Regions from separate parts of the Homo sapiens genome. Here region 2 is linked to region 1. A link is a loop called in an ENCODE intact Hi-C map of the cell type or tissue named here. Cell type or tissue: tibial artery. All regions are shown on one strand. Each heading gives the region's core, and the rest is flanking DNA. Links, peaks and the distances in the headings are about the cores only.

The links. Hi-C counts contacts between places; a loop is a spot of excess contacts. Peaks named below come from ENCODE experiments on the same cell type or tissue, not always from the same donor. Only the 100,000 strongest peaks of a DNase experiment are listed, where the experiment ranks them.
Region 2: it touches region 1 in a loop (13-fold over the local background); 2 of 110 quality-filtered maps call a loop at or near these places.

What each region holds. Positions count from the first base shown.
Region 1 is chr18:68,811,951-68,820,300 of GRCh38, forward strand. All of the region lies in intron 1 of CCDC102B (coiled-coil domain containing 102B), which reads left to right. Among named protein-coding and RNA genes, the nearest start is that of CCDC102B, 18 kb to the left of the region's middle. In tibial artery, for the core only: no CTCF peak of the experiment used is centred there; no DNase peak of the experiment used is centred there; H3K27ac peaks cover 472 bases.
Region 2 is chr18:68,737,418-68,745,767 of GRCh38, forward strand. It overlaps a transcript of CCDC102B not described here. Among named protein-coding and RNA genes, the nearest start is that of TMX3, 26 kb to the left of the region's middle. In tibial artery, for the core only: no CTCF peak of the experiment used is centred there; no DNase peak of the experiment used is centred there.

The DNA.
Region 1 (8,350 bases), core at 145-8,144:
GAATGTGGTACCTTTTAAATTATCAATCTGGAAAAAAAGTATAAGATTCTCCTACCACTGCTGATTGAAATAAAACTGTGTAAGAACTAATATACTTAACAGTGTTAGATTTTTACCATTACAAATCAGTGCCTAATCTTTTCTTGTTAAACGTTCTATTGTTGAAATAAAAACCTTGCTAAAGCTATATATCATGGTTGGGTTTACAGAAAACAAAAGCAGATTTTCATATTTCCCTTAGGAGGATTAACCATTTCAACAGGAAAATATATTTATATTATTTTATATAAAAATATATTCAAAATTCACATTATGTTAAAGTATCCAATAGCTTTCATTCTACTTTATAAAAAGTGATAAAATTTTAAGATGTACTTTGTGATGAAACTTAATTCTCAACTAAAGACTCTACTTCAGAAGAAATTTTCCTTTTAATTCCTGGACCATGGTAATCATTTAGAAAATGTGGCTATATATGATTACTGGATTATGGTCATTATAAAGCAATAGAAAACAACTTTCATGTCGTGGTTCACTTTAAGTAATAGAAAAGCATTTTAAAGAACAACATAGCAGATCTGAATAGCGTCTCTATAGTTTAGAGGGGCTAAATACCCCGTAGCAGAAGATGTGTCTTTCAGATGTTGAATATTAATTGGGTAGGTTGATATATTTCAATATATCAAGAGGAGGCAAAATACAACGAGGCAGTGAAACAAATCATGACCCTAGTTAGTATTAAGCATTTCCTATGTTAAAAATGTGAATATACATATTTTAGTTCAAGCTGGTGCTTCTACATTTTTGTTGTTGTTGCTGTTGGAAGAAACATTCCTTCTGAAGAATTAACATACAGGAATTGAGTACTGACATCCTAGGGAAGTTGAATAATTTTGGTAATCCAAGGCAAAAAGCCCAGCTAGCCTGAGAAGGGGGATATCCAGGTATCCAGGCAGAGGAAACCTGGAGATGGAGAGAAGATGAGAGGAGAGAAGGGAAGCTGAGGTCAGAAAAGAGGAGGTCGGGGAGAGAAGGGGAAGGGAGGTGATATGGTTTGGCTCTGTGTCCCCATCCAAATCTCTTATTGAATTGTAATCCCCATGTGTTGGGGGAGTGGTCTGGTGGGAGATGATTGAATCATGAGAATGGACTTCCCCCTTGCTGTTCTTGTGATAGAGTGTAGAGTTCTCAAGTGATCTGCTTGTTTGATAAATGTATGGCATTTCCCACTTCTCTCTCTCTCTCTCTCTCTGTCTCTCTCCTGTTTCGCCATAATAAGATGGGCTTACATTCCCTTTGCCTTCTGCCATGATTGTACGCTTCCTGAGGCCTCCCCAGTCATGTGGAAATGTGAGTTAATTAAACCTATTTTCTTCATAAGTTACCCAGTCTCAGGTAGTTCTTTATAGCAGCACGAGAACCAACTAATACAGGAGGCCAGAGAGATGAGACGATAGAATGATAGGGGAGAGGAGAGAAGGGTAGAGGAAGGGATGGGAGGCAAGAGAAGGAGGAGTTAGAGGATGAAGAGGAAGGGAAGGGGAGGCCAGGAAAGAGGAGAGGAGAGGAGGCCACTTGTTCCTTCATAGAAACATTTTTATAGGACTTTGGACCAGAAATGTAGGTTAGTTAGGGGAGAAGAAGGGAGGGAAGGCCAGCAGAGAAGAGGATAAAGGAGGCCGGGAGAGTGGAGCCCAGGCGAGGGGAGACCAGGAGGTAAGACTTGGTTATCTGTGAAAAGGACTTTGAACCTAATCCTAAGAATTAATGGAAGAGCAATTGGGAACATTGCAGCAAAGATGAAGTCATATTAAAATATAATTTTATATATATATATATATATCTTTAGTTTTTGAGTGTAGAACACTTTTGAAAGGGAGAGAAGTTGGAAATCTATTTCAGTTATCTGAGAACGATGTGATAGTATTTGGACTAAAGTGGATGAGACAGAGAAACATGAATGTAAATAAAAATTTTTATAAGTTAAAATGAGCAAGACTTTACAATTGACTTGATATAGAAGATGATGAAGAATGGTTAGTAAGAGAAGCCTAAATCTTTGGCTTACACCAACTGAAAGGATAGTGGTGCCTTTTATTAGTAGGAAAAAATGAGAAAAAATGGAATTAATTTTCTGTAGAGTGAGAAGTATAAAAGGCTTTCTCTAAACTCCTTAAAGCAGCAAAATTTATGTTTTGCTTTAAGAAAACAGAATGAGTATTTTCTTTACTCCAATTTCTAGGAAAAGGAGGAAAACATTTTTTCAATCTTTTTTTGACATGGAGGAATTTTCTAGCTGTGCAAATTATTGTTTTGCAATTAATCACTTTTTTTCTAGGCTTTTTTTCTTAATTACAGGCTTTGAGCACTGTTAGCCAGAAATATTTATTCAATTTAGAGCATCTCTGTCAATGAATCAGCCACTGAAATAGAAATAAACTGGTTTCATCAAGAAACAATATGAATAGAGTTGGGTAATTAACACTTCTTCCTTCATAGAAACATTATTATAGGACTTTGGACCAGAAATGTAGGTTAGTTCTTCATTCAATGGTCAGTTACATTCAGGCATTAACTAAAATCTATCATGTATAGTCATATTATTTTCAAAGGAAAATTAAAGATTAAAATATAGCAATTTTCTCTATTTAAACCTTTCTTTTGATTTACTAAACATTTCTAAAGACAGAGCAATAAATGATAAGGTGAATATCATATTACAGAACTGTTTTCTTAATGTTTAGAAATAATATCGATAAGAATACCTGGGTTTTGAAAAATATAAATAGTCCCAGAAGTGTTTTAAGTACAAATAATAGCAACGAGCGTGTTTCCCAAAATATTTCATTTGCAATGAAAACAAGCTGAAAAGAAAAAAAATCTCCAATATGTTTATATTTAAAGGCCAAACACAAACTTTTCTAAGGAAAACTAATAATCCAGAAATATTAGAATAGATTTCTTCTTCTGATACACACCTATATCACTGCTAAAGTTTTTGATCCACTAGTATTTGCCAGTAAAAATTATTTTCAACAGAATATTAACAGACTGCAGATTGTCTTGCCTTGTAACATAAGGAGTTCTTTACTATTATTTGTTAAAGCAGGATATTTTATATATTTCATGTAAGTTTCTATAATCATACAATAATAAACATGATTTTTTATTTGCTTGTTCTGAGGTTTTAAGTCATTAAAAGGTAAATTTTCTTTGATCACAGTTCTAAAGTCTTACAAGTAACTGATCACTTTCAAATCATTCTCTTACTTTTTCCTTAATTTCTTTGATTTACACACATACAAACACGGAGGCAACAAATATATTTTCATCTCCAACAAATCTGTGTATTTCAAATGGATGGAATAACATCACTTGTTATGGCCCAATGGACACAGATAAACTGCAGGTATATGCATTGGGGCAATGGTAAACTGCATTTTAATTGAATTATAGAATTAGTTCTCTCTAGATTCATTTTTTGAATGTCTTCCATGTCCTAGTCACTGTGAAGACAAGGATAAATAAGATACAAGTTCTTTGCTAAGAAGCTTATAGACTGGCATGGAAACACATGTATTAAAATTATTATTCAATGCCGTAGATACAGAATAAAGTGATTAACCAGAGCATGGGAACACAGATGAAAATGGAACAAACTGACCAGGAAATATGGTATAGATTCATCATTTCTGTCATTCCAGCCACCCTTCACCTCCATTTACATACACACACACACACACACACACACACACACTGAACTCTGGTTTTCAAATAGTTTTGCACAAACTTCTTTTTTTCATCTTTTTATAGATATAAGATGTATGTATTTTTTTAAAAATCTGGATCATGTAGTTCATGTACTGTAACTGTAAGCTAAGAGTTGATGACAAGACTAGGGCTCTGTAAAATGTGCATTCCATTTGGAGAGCAAACAAGGAAAAATCAGTTTGAGTTTTATTTCAATATATCAATTCATTTTTCCCATAGCTTTAGATAATTTGGAAAAAGGATTTTTCACACTCCCATATCTCATTCTTCGTTTTATCTTTAAGTGTTTTGCTTTCCAAATTTTATTAATTCCACGCCTGATTTCATTGTAGCAGACTTTTTATTGTCCAAAGGAGAAGTAGAAAATGGAATAAATTGTTAAAAGAATTGATTCTTGTGATAATACCCTCTACCTTCACTGAAGATTTGGTACTAGTAATCAGGAATGTGTGAACATTGGTTTTAGACTCTGTATTTTAACTTCAGCCACAAATCCATCATGTACAGAAAGAGAATTTCAAGTAGTAAGAATGATTATGTATTGAATGTCTACATTGTGCCTGGGGTATCTGGGTGTGCATATTGTAGCATATATTCTAACAATAAACTGTAGGTAAAATCACTCCAGTTTTATGGTTTAAACTGAGTCTGGGAAAAGTAAACTTCTCCAAGATCTCACACCTGTTCAAAAGTTAAATCAAGTCACTTTTCACTATAGTCTTCTTCCTATTTCCTTTCTTTTTTTTTTTTTTTTTTTTTTTTGAGACGGAGTCTCGCTCTGTAGCCCAGGCTGGAGTGCAAAGGCACGATCTGGGCTCACTGCAAGCTCCGCCTCTCGGATTCACGCCATTCTCCTGCCTCAGCCTCCTGAGTAGCTGGGACTACAGGCGCCCGCCACCATGCCTGGCTAATTTTTCTATTTTTAGTACAGACGGGGTTTCACCATGTTAGCCAGGATGGTCTCGATAACCTGACATCGTGATCCGCCCGCCTCGGCGTCTCAAAGTGTTGGGATTACAGGCTTGAGGCACTGCACCCAGCCTCCTTTTCCCTTTCTAAGGGAACAAAAAGTCTTGCAGAAAATTTCTCTTAAAGAGCTATTGACTATTTTAAGATCAGTAATAATGTCTAAAAGCAGCATTAAATAGGGTAATGATCAGTTGGTCTGCCTTAGTGTACAACAGAAAATAAAATGTTTTTGTATTCAAGCTAACTTATGCTATGATTCACACAACATATTCTTGTCTGCTCCATTGTTCTGCATTGTGAGAGAAAGAAAACAGTGAGTTGTGTTCAAGCCACAGGAGTCCCAAGTTGGTCAGACCAAAAATTATGCTATTTTCCATTTATGTTTTTCTTACTAGTAGGAAAATCCATCGTTATAAAATGTTGCATGCATTTTTATATTTTATTTCAATTCTTGATGACTTTTATAAAACACTTGATTCACATTACATATGCCTGAGAATTCTTTAGACTTGTTAATAGTACGTGTTATCTGAAAGCATAAAATACATTTGAATGCAGGTTTGTTTTCTAGATTTCATACAACAGAACTCAGTGGGACACTTGGGAGTCTGAGGAAAGATTTTTAGGTTGCCAAAGAGTGTTCAAAATTTAAAAGTAAATTTGGCTTTCATAAACATAATGAACAAAAGGAACTCAACATTTGAATTTAGCCTTCTTCCAAAATATGCCATCATTTTTTGCATTTTCCATTTTAACATTTAAACAGCAAAATAATTATCTTGGTTCTGTTTTTCTGTGTCTCAACTCTTTGCAAATGGAAATATATTCAAAGAAGATGAAGGAAGTGGTTAGGCTTTTTCTGCAAGTTCAATTATCTTTGTGTTATTGCTCATTATTTTGAAGCAGGCCCAGACAATCTTGTTGGTTATCTATTTAGATTGAACATTTTTATAAACGCGAGAAAGATAACTGTGAATGAAGATGTTGTTAAGCAAATGTTCTTAGTCATGTGTGTGGGTGTGTAGGGGTAAACATAGGAAAATTGATTACTCGGTCATGAGACTTGCTAAAGGCTTTCCACATCATCTGCTGAGACTCATGTCTCATTTCCATTAAGAGAAGGAATATTTGATAATGAAATTCTCCTTATCTGAACATAATTGTTTTGATGAGTATTAACTTCATAAGACAAGGAAATATCTGGATAATTTAATTTGGGTGGTAGGATAACTAAAGCATGAATCAACTAGAATTTTGTGATATATTCCTTATAGTAAAGATACATGTAGAAGAAAAGCTAAAATTTTCATTATATATGTTATATATACACATTTCATTACTATTTTGTATTTTAAGTCCATTCAAAATCTCCATATTAAACTACATTATTTTACAACAACGTATTGAGACTCATTGAGTTTGTGCAAAGTATTTTCTTTTGGAGGAAAATGTCTCCTTTCCAGTGTAGCTAGCTGACTGAGCTACAACTTGCTGAGAACTGTGAATTTCAGGCCCTGTGCTGTCCCTGTGGTCTGTACTTCAATGGGAGAACACGTTACTATGTTGTGATAGTATTCTGTTTATCGTGTCTATTCTCCTGCTTAATCTGGAAGCTAATTGAAAGCTAGAAATTTGGAAAGACATAGTATTTGTAAAGACAGTACTTAGCAATTGGCTGCTTTCTGATTAGTTAAATGTTCAACGTTGATGGCTTTATGTAAAGTTAATAAATTTAAACATATGCAGCTCAACGAACTTTGAAAAAGAATACACCCATGTAGCCAATACCCAGATCAAGTAATAGAATATTGTTGGCATTCTAGAAGCCTTCTTCATGCCTTCCTCCTGTCATTACCACTCCAACTAAGGGTAAACACTATTCTGAGTTGTCGTGAGTAGCTTTTCCTCTTTTTGAACTTATTATAATTGGGATTATGCAGTATGTATTATTTTGTGCCAGCTTCTTTTACTTCGAATTTTGTTTGTGAGATTCCTCCAACTGTAGCAATAGTTCATCTGTTTTTGTTGTTACACAGTAACTATGGTAAAATTTTTGCATCCATTTTTAGTTTATAGACAAAGATACATTCAATTTTGAGCAATTAGGAATAATGTTGCTATGACAATTCTTAAGGGATGTTGGTTTCCATTGCAGTTTTAATTTGCACTTCCTTAGTAACATATAATGTAAGAACTATCCATGTGATTATTGCCGGTGTGCATATTGTCTTTCATGAAGTACATCTTCAAGTTTTTAGCATGTTATTGAAAAATCATGTGGTTAACTTTTTCTTGTCAGTTTGTGACTTTATGAATCCTCAGTGGATATATGCACGCTTAATGCATTCTTCACGCTATTATTTGCCTTTTCATTCTGTTGACAATGTCTTTCTTCTCATGAACAGAAATTCATAGGTTTAATAAAATACTTTTTATAAATATTTTTACTTTACGGTTAATGCTTGATATCCTGTTTAGAAAAATCTTAACTGCAATATCATGAATGATTTTTCTTAGATGACTTCTAGGAGGTTTATAGTTTTGTTTTACACTTTTAGTGAGCATTCTATTGGGAACTGACTGTTTTAAAAGCTGTGATGTAGCTGTTAGTTCCATATGGACATGATTGACCTAGTTCCTTTTGTTGAAAAAGGGAAAAATAATTTCACATACTGAAGTGTCATAAATTAGGTCCCCAGAGATGTAGATCCATGTTCGGACTCTTAATTCTCTTTCATTTGTCTATTTGTCTCTCTTTGAGCTAATGAGTCATTGTCTTAATTACTGTAGCTTTATATCATATTCATATCCAATAATATAATTCTGTAAATTTGTTCTTTTTTTAAAAAAAGTTTGGCTTTCTTTGACTTTTTCTATTTTCAAATGGGTGTTAGTATCAACTTATCAATTTTAACAAAATAAAATTTGTGAGATTTTGACTGGAATTATTGAATACATAGGTTGATTTATGCATAAATGTCATCCTCACAATTTTGAGCTTTCTAGTCCACAAACAGACATAATATATTCCTTCACTTATTTAGATATTCTTTAGTTTCTCTTACGAGTGTATTGTAGTTTATAGGATGTAAGCTTACCTATCTTCTGGTACATCCCTAGCTACCTAATGCATATAATGCTAAAATAGAATTGTATTAATTATTACAATTTGATATTTGATGTCTAAATATTGGTTTCTAAAATGTAGAAATACACATAATTGTGTATATTGACTTTAGATCAGTAACTTTACTAAAAATCACTTACTAGTTTTAATAGTTTGTGAATTATTTTGAATTTCTACTTACACAATCATATGTACAAAATGAGAGTTTTATTTATTTTCACTTCTATTTAATTTCCTTTCCTCATCACACTAATGGCTAGACTTCTCCTTTTGTATAATACCGAACAGTAGTGGCATTAGGAGGCACATCCTTTTCATACTATTTTCGGGGGTAAAGCTATCAATAATTCAAAATTAAAGGGGATCGCTTTAGGTTTTCTGCAGAAAACTGTTATCATATCACTACTTTCCCTTCTATTTTTAGCTGGTTAGTTTTTCAAATTGTAAACTGGTGTTGAATTTTACCAAATGCATTTTATTCAT
Region 2 (8,350 bases), core at 291-8,290, 74 kb before region 1:
TATAGATTCTCCTCCCCATTGACTGGCGCTTGTGGTGGTGGTGGTGGTGGTGGTAGTGGCAGTGGTGTGTGTATGTGTGTGTGTCTGTGTGTGTGTGAAGGGAGGGTTGTGTGTGTGTGTATGTGAAGGGAGGGTTTTCTCAAACTCTCATTGCTGCAGGATCTGACTCCCTGTTTATTTTGCCCTTATTAATGGCTATGATTGGCTGTAGAGTTAAATCCACAATGCTAGTAACAAAAGACATCCTGGTAGATCACCAGAGTGCAAGATATCTTCTGCTCTGTCTCAATTATGTAGCAGCAGCCCTGTTTCTTCATGATTACAGTTAATTGCTCCTGCTAATAGAGCAACTTCTTTCTGAGCTAGTTACTTCACTAGCACAAAGAACATAAACTGAGCAGTAATAACTTTAAGTTTAGTGCAATCCACATTGTTCCTCTTGGTGGAAGTGATTTCTTCTGGGAATCAGGAATGCTGCACCCACAGAGACTATATTTGTGCACATTGGAAGTACAAATCCCTTGAATGTGGATGGCAGTGAATGGCTACTTCCCCCTTTCTCTACCTAGACACATGTATTTTACATTTTGAGGACCATATAATGACCACTCATTTAATGTGTGTATTGCATAATAAAAGATAGTACACCATCCCCTTGCAGGGTGTCACATTGAAGCTCATGACTCCCTGTATCTACAAAGCCTACTTTATCACAGGTCATGGTTCTTGCATGCTGTGGGAGGAGGTAGGACCGGGGTATTCCTTGGTCGTATGTCCACTGCTTCACCTCCATTGCTATAAAGTGGGTATCTGAGAATGAGTTGATCGTATGCAGGATCCTATGTGAGCAGAGTAGACATTCTTTGCTACAGAAATATGTAGCAAAGAATAAGAATAAGATGTCTTATCTAAAGATGTCTCTTTGGATAAGAGTGCTTGCTGAGATATTGCAGACAGGAAAGGCAGACTCTTACCTGGAATACGGGTCTATCCCATCCAAGATTACATATTACTTGGAAGAATGGAGGGGATCTGATATAATCATTTCCAAATAATGTCCAATATAGACCGTCTGAGAGGTGCTCTCAGCACTGGTCCCCGATGGTGGTGTGACAGAGCTTCAGCAGCTGCTGTAGCTAATTCACCCTTTGCCAAAAGAATCTCTTGCCGTTGGACCCATGCATCTCTGCCACGATGGCTGCTTCATCTGAGCCCATTGCATAAGCACCGGGATGACTGTGAGAATGGAGTTTGACTAACATTTATTTTTTAATTTATCTTGTCTACTTGCTTGATGAGTGTCTCTTTGGCAGTAGCTGCTTCTGTGGGCAGTAACCTGATTTAGAAGGATCTCCACACTTTGTTCCCACTCCATGCCTCCCACGCATCTCATCTGCATGCCTCTCCCCAGACCTCTCTGAATCCAATCTACCAGGCCTGCTCTTCCTAGGCCTCTGACTGCACATTCAGCACTCCCCATGATACGCCCTTATTTTAGCCATATCTGTTTTCACACAAAGTGGATGGCCAGGCACATTGCCTGAACCTCTGGCCATTGGACTGTAGATGAGCAGCCTTTTGTTTTTTTTTTTTTTAGACCAGGTCTTGCTGTCACCCAGGCTGGAGTAGTACAGTGGTGCAATTTCACATCACTGCAACCTCCACCTCCCAGGATCAAGCGATTCTTGTGCCTCAGCCTCCCAAATAGGTGGGATTACAGGCATGTACCACCATGCCCAGCTAATTTCTTGTATTTTTAGTAGAGACGGGTTTTCGCTGTGTTGGCCAGGCTGGTCTCAAACTCCTGGTCTAAAGTGATCTGCCCAACTTGGCCTCCTAAAGTGCTGAGATTAACAGGCGTGAGCCACTGTGCCATTTAGCCAGCTACCATTTGTTTTTGATATGCACCGAAATTTCTAGCAGGCTCACTGTTTCATGAACAAAGCTTGAGCTTTTTATTCTTTTCCTTTGCTTTTACTCACCCCATCCCCTGCTGCCATGATGCCATAGGCGTGAGCTTAGGACAGATACCTGTTCACTACTGGCAGGTGACATGAGAGTCTAGGTCAACATTTTATGCAACTTACTTGTGACCTCTGAGCCTGCCCATGTTTGATACTGGATGTGATTAGTCCATTGTACTACAGATTATGGCAGGGTCCACCTATAACTTGGTGTTTCTGAGAGTACACAATATAGTATTTTTGTCCATGACGTCACTTGGTGACTTCATATCTCTAATTCCACTATTACCCAGTAGTAAATCAGAGACTGTTTTACAAATGGTGTATGTAGTTATTTTTTGCAGATGACATGCCTTCTTCCAAACCTAGAGATTTAGCCACAGCCTCTTGCTGGGGCTTACCAGAAGCTCCTCCTGTCATCTGTCTCTATTAAGACACATCTGGAAATATGAGATGGCCCAGGTAGTAGGATTGCTGCTACACAGCCTGGAACAGCTGCAGAGCTTCCTTGTTGTGTGCTGCCTTCTGAAAAAGCAACTTGTGTCCCAAGATAATTGGATTATGATATCATTACTAGTATGACATATGTTGAATTAAGTGGTATTCTAAAAATAGTTAAATAGATATTGAAACACAGTCCTGTGTTATCTCTTAAGGAAGGATTTCTCAACCTCAGTACTATGGACATTCTGGGTCAGATAATTCTTTGTTATGGAGAAGCGTCCTGTACAGTTTAGGATGTTTACCAGCACCTTGGCTTTTACCCACTAGATTCCTGCAGCACCTGCCCCAGTTGAGACAACCAAAAATGTCTCCAAATATTGCCCAATGTCCCTTAGGGGATAATCAACCCCAGTTAAGAACCACTTGTTATGTGATTCTCTAGAATTTCTCCTGTATTGATAAAATGAATGTTTGCTGTCATTTTAAAGATCTAGGAAAATTTTTCTCCAACATCAATCTTAGTTTTGAAGAGGTTACAAAATCTTTGTTTCCTCGAGTTGTAAGTAAAATAAAAATGATTATAAAACTTAAAATCCCCATTATAGTTTCCATATGAAACATTTGCAAGTCAAAGAAAGTTTTGCTTTGGTTTTACAGGATTGTTACTCCTATGCCATGATCAGATCATTCATGTGATCTCTAACATCGATGTGAGATTGACATATGATGGAATAGGGTGTTGGCAAACACTTGCTTTTAATGTGAGGAAAATCCACCAGTGCAGTGGTGAGGAGGTGAGGACCTTGGCCATTGCTGGCATTGGAGGTGGTGGAGTAGATCGCATGAGTAACCCAGTGCTGCCTCGGACGGGACGGGTACATCTGTCTACAACTGCCTCAAGCCTTTTCATCCCTCACACTAACCTAGGCCCCATTTTAGCCTGTTTCAATAATAAAGTAATATTTAAGTATATATACTATGAATATGTATATATATGTACTTATGAAATATTTAAGTATATATAAATTACTAAAGTAACACTGAATTCTATTTGCTTTAGAAGTACCTTATCTATCAGTTTGCTCAGCATGGAGAAGGGAAGAAAATTGTTATTTCTTGAATTTTCCTCTCAGACTTCAATGCCTGGCACTCATGTTGCAAATGTTGAGAAATAAAATCAAAGAGTAATTATTCTGTGGCTAGTTGGAGCAGCTCTGTTAGGGCCAGTCTAGGAGGTGCTCTTGTGGATGGTGGCAGCTTGTGTCATGCATGCACTGGACAAGTCCACATGGCATATGGCTCTGTGACTCACAGCGCAAATAGTGTTAACTTTGGCCAGTGATTGGAGCTTATGGCAGCTTTACTTGCAGATGTTTTGCAGTTGCTGTCAAGGCAAGTGTGTACTTAACAAATGGCTTCCATCCAATGGTGTCCAGATTGTTTGGGGCAGGGCAAATACAGGCAGGACAGGGGGTCAAGCCAGTGTTAGCTAACATGTATGGGCTGCACCAATGGCATGCACCTTTCCCAGACAGGCATGATTGAGCGACGGATTACATTTCCTCCTCACAAGAAAAGTTGATGCCTCTGTCACTAAACAGAGCTCAATCTCAGTGCAATTCTGGGATAGCTGAACCATGGGGATCTAAGTGGGACAGAAATGAAGAAACTGTGAATGTGCTGATGGGGATAGAGTTGTGCTACAAATAAGACTCAGGAATAGGATTGCCAATGTTGAAATATTTTCAACTTTGCAATAAGGCAAATGCCTTCCATATTTGGTTATCCTGAAGAAAAGAAAAGGTCCCTTACCCCAAATTTTGTCCAAATGTGAAGACTGGTCACACACACACACACACACACACACACACACACACACACACACACACCCCAAGACAATATAGAAAGGTTTATTGCTCATATAACAAGGCTTTCTTGCGAGAACAGGGTGGCTCCTTAGTGGGTTCAAAAATGGTTTGAGAGAACAGACAAAGTTGTTGGGCCTGGGGTTTTTACTGAGGTCAGTGATGGGGAAGGAGTGAGTGTTCCCATAGGTAGTTTGAAATTCCCACTGACACCAAAGGAGGGAGCACCTCAACATGGTTATCAACTTTCCCAGGTACAGAGTAGGAGGAAAACGGAGACGTGAGGGTTCAAACCTGTGTGTGGTCAAACATCAAAAAATGGAGGCTGACTGTGTGTTAGCTTCCTAGGGCTGCTGGAACAAGTGACTACAAACTGGTGGCTTAAAATGACAGATTATTTGTTGCCTCACAGTTTTGGAGGCTGGAAATCTGATATCAAGATGTCTCCCGGGATGATTCCTCCTGGAGGCTCTGAGGCAGAATTTGTTTCAGGCTTCTCTTTTAGCTTCTGGTGATGGCTGGCAGTTCTTAGATTTTCTTGGCTCATAGAAGCATCACTGTGATCTCTTGCTTCTGCCTCATCATGGTCTCCTTGTGTATCTGTCTTTGTGTCTCTTTTCCTCTTCCTATAAGAGCACCAGTCATATTTGATTAAAGGCCCACCCTACTCCATTGTGACCTCAACTAAATTACATCTTAATTACTTCCAGATCCCATTTCCAAATAAAGTCACATTGACACATACCATGGGTTAGGATGTCAGCATATATTTTGGGGATACACAATTCAAACCACAACTGACTATTAAATGTTACATGCCAGTCTTTGACAGAAGTGATTAATGTTTGTATATAAGGCAAACATAATGGCAGACATAACTTCTTGATGGTTAATTTATCCGTACTGTAAATTTAATTGGTCATGGGCCACTGGCATAGATTGGGTGGGTGTCTGGTAGGGCTGAAAGAAATAATTTTCTCCATTTATCCTTCTTCCCTCAGTGCCATTGAGTTTCTGCTATGATTTTTGCCATTACTAACCACTGGGTAATAAGAATAAAATTTTGCTTCATTAACTTCATTAGAGGCTGCATAGTGCTTTGTTTTCTAAATGTGCTGGGTATAGAGACAGCACAGTAATCATCTTTGAACTCTTTAAAAGAGGCACTGTAATTAAGGTAATTTATGGCTGGTTTGTAACAGCTCTAGCTGTATTTCTGGGGATGCCTGGATGTCTGGCTTTAACTTTTGGCCAAGATAATGGTAATGGAATTTATAATGTTCTGTTTAAATTCTGACCCTTAGGGCCAAATTTTTAACTTATGAATTTCAACTGGCATAATGGGTTAGACATCCTGACCTGACTATGGGTCAGAGGTACGTTAAAAATCTTGGGTCAGGCATGGTGGCTCACACCTGTAATCCCAGCACTTTGGGAGGCTGAGGTGGGTGGATCAACTGAGGTCAGGACTTTGAGACCAGCCTGGCCAACGTGGTGAAACAACATCTCAACAAAAATAAATAAATAAATAAATAAATAAATAAATAAATAAATAAATAAATAAAAAATTAGACAGGTGTGGGGGCACATGCCTATAGTCCCAGCTACTCAGGAGACTGAGACAGGAGAATCACTTGAACCCGGGTGGTGGAGCCTGCAGTGAGCCAAGATCGTGCCACTGCACTCCAGACTGGGTGAGACAGAGCGATACTCCATCTCAAAAACCAACCAACCAACCAACCAAACCATAAAAAACTCCCTTGCATCTCTGTCTTGAGATCTCTGAAGCTTAGATTCATTACATGGTTCAATTCACAAAGCACATTAGTGTGTGAATAAAGACCCTGAGGAGTTAGCACTGGGATCTCTCAAACGCTCAATGCTTGCCTTCACTCCAGTCTCTTTCTCTAAATGGACCTATCAGTTGCCTTTAAACTAAAGCCTTGCAGGAGAATGCTCTATGGAGTCTTGTCCTTTCAGATACATGAACTCCTGAAATCTTTGGAGAGGTTGAGGGAAGACTTGGGAGTAAATTAACACAAAGTTTGTGGTCTGAAGACACTTCAGTCATTTCAATGAGTGATTGCCTAGCTTGCAGCTGTTGAAAGAACTTCAAGTCTGTCTGATTATTTAGAAGAAAGAAACTTCAAATTTGTCCAGTTATTATTATTATTTTGTTGTTGTCATTGTTTCTGTTTTTTAGTTGAGTGTGAGCGGAAAAAGAAACTGGGGATAAATTAATTTTTTTGTCCTACAAGGTTAAGACATTTTTATTTTGGATTTAAATTCTTTTGGATTTTGAAGTCTTTGGACTTCGACACTTTTAGAATTTGCATTTAATTTCTTTCTGAAAATATTGTTAATGAGACTATATCCAACATATGGGACATTTTCTATATTGTTGGAATTTTATTATCAGAACATGTTTAGGCAATTTATTATTTTAATATCTTATTGTAATTCAGTTTCACTGAGGATCTTCTGATATGCTCTGTTGAAATTCTTAACTGGACACAGTTTGGATAGGAAATGAGATAGAGAAATAATTTTTGGCTTTGGTGGCAGACTTGTCTTGGAACTAAGTAATTTGTTGTTCTGACAATTTTTAGATCCATATGGGACAAAATCAATACTAACAACTATTGAACTGTGGAGGTTTTAAAATTTTCTGAAAATTTTTTGATACTCCTTTTATAAGAGTTGGGGGCTTATGTCTTTTATCTTGAATCTGGGCCCTTTCAGTGACTAGCTTGTAAACAATATAACACAGAGAAAGTGAAGTTCCTAACTGCTAGGGCTAGGTAGAAAAAGCCATACTGCATCCTCCTGGTTCTCTTGGCACATTTGTTTTGGAGCCATGAGTTGCTACATAAGAAGTCCAACCACCTGGTGTAGTAACCTTTAGGTGTTCGGGTTGACACCATCAGTTGAGGTCTCATACCATGGATTCAACCGTGTAGGACCAATCACCAGCCATGTGCATGAAGACGCCTCTCAATGATTCCCCGGCTGCGTGGTTACCCCCAGCTGTTAAATTGCTCCAGCCAAGACCCCAGAGATGGTGGAGCATGTGTAAGACATTCACACTGCTTCATTATGTGAGCATTGAAAAGTTATTGTACATCACTATGTTTTCAATACTTAGTTATGCAGCAGTTGTAACTAGAGAATGCTCTCCGAAGTCTATCCAAAGGGGTAGTAGTTAGCACTGGGGATGCAATCCAGTCAAGACTGAAGTTGAACATCCTGACTGTTATTGAGTTTCCTTCCTCTAGGAAAATAGCCACAGTCCTGATGGGACCATGGCATTAACCCAGAGAGCTAGGAGAATGCAAAGCTGAGCACCATCAGGGCAGACCTATTCATCTTCACTTCTGGAGTCAGTAGGAGAGACTCTTATTACCTTCCCAGTTACTCCCCACAGAGGTAGGAGAGGAGGCAGTGGAAGTGATGGACTTCTTGTAATTTGAGAAGAAGTGGGGTGTGCTTGGTTCAGCTCACATATTTCTCTTTTCCTCACTGGGGGCCAGCCTGACCACAGAGAACATACGGCCCTGTTTCAGCTGCCCATGTTATGCATGTAGGGGGCCTGGCTCACGTAGGGCAAGCATGTGGGGTTGCAGTGTCTTCTGTGACTAGGACTAAGTCTGTAAGTCAACTAGGAAGCGTATTCTCTCCTGCCTCCCACACCGTATAGTACCTCCTACAACTCAGTCTGTGAAAACAAAATATTTGTCCTTCAATGCCCTCATTTCATTTAAAAAATTAATTTTTTTAATGAAGATATAATTGTACATATTTATGAGATACATAGTGATGTTTTGATATGTATAATGTATAGTGATCAGATTAGTGAGCGTATCTATCACCTCAAATATTTGGTGCTTCTTGTGCTGGGAATATTAAAAATCCTCTCTTCCAGCTATTTTGAAATATACTAGAAATTCTCATTAACTATAATCACCCTACTGTGCCATCAAACACAAGAACTTATTTCTTCTATCTAATTGTATTTTTGTACCTATTAACCTACCTCCCTTCATGCCTCCCGCCCTTTTCCAGACTCTAGTAACCACG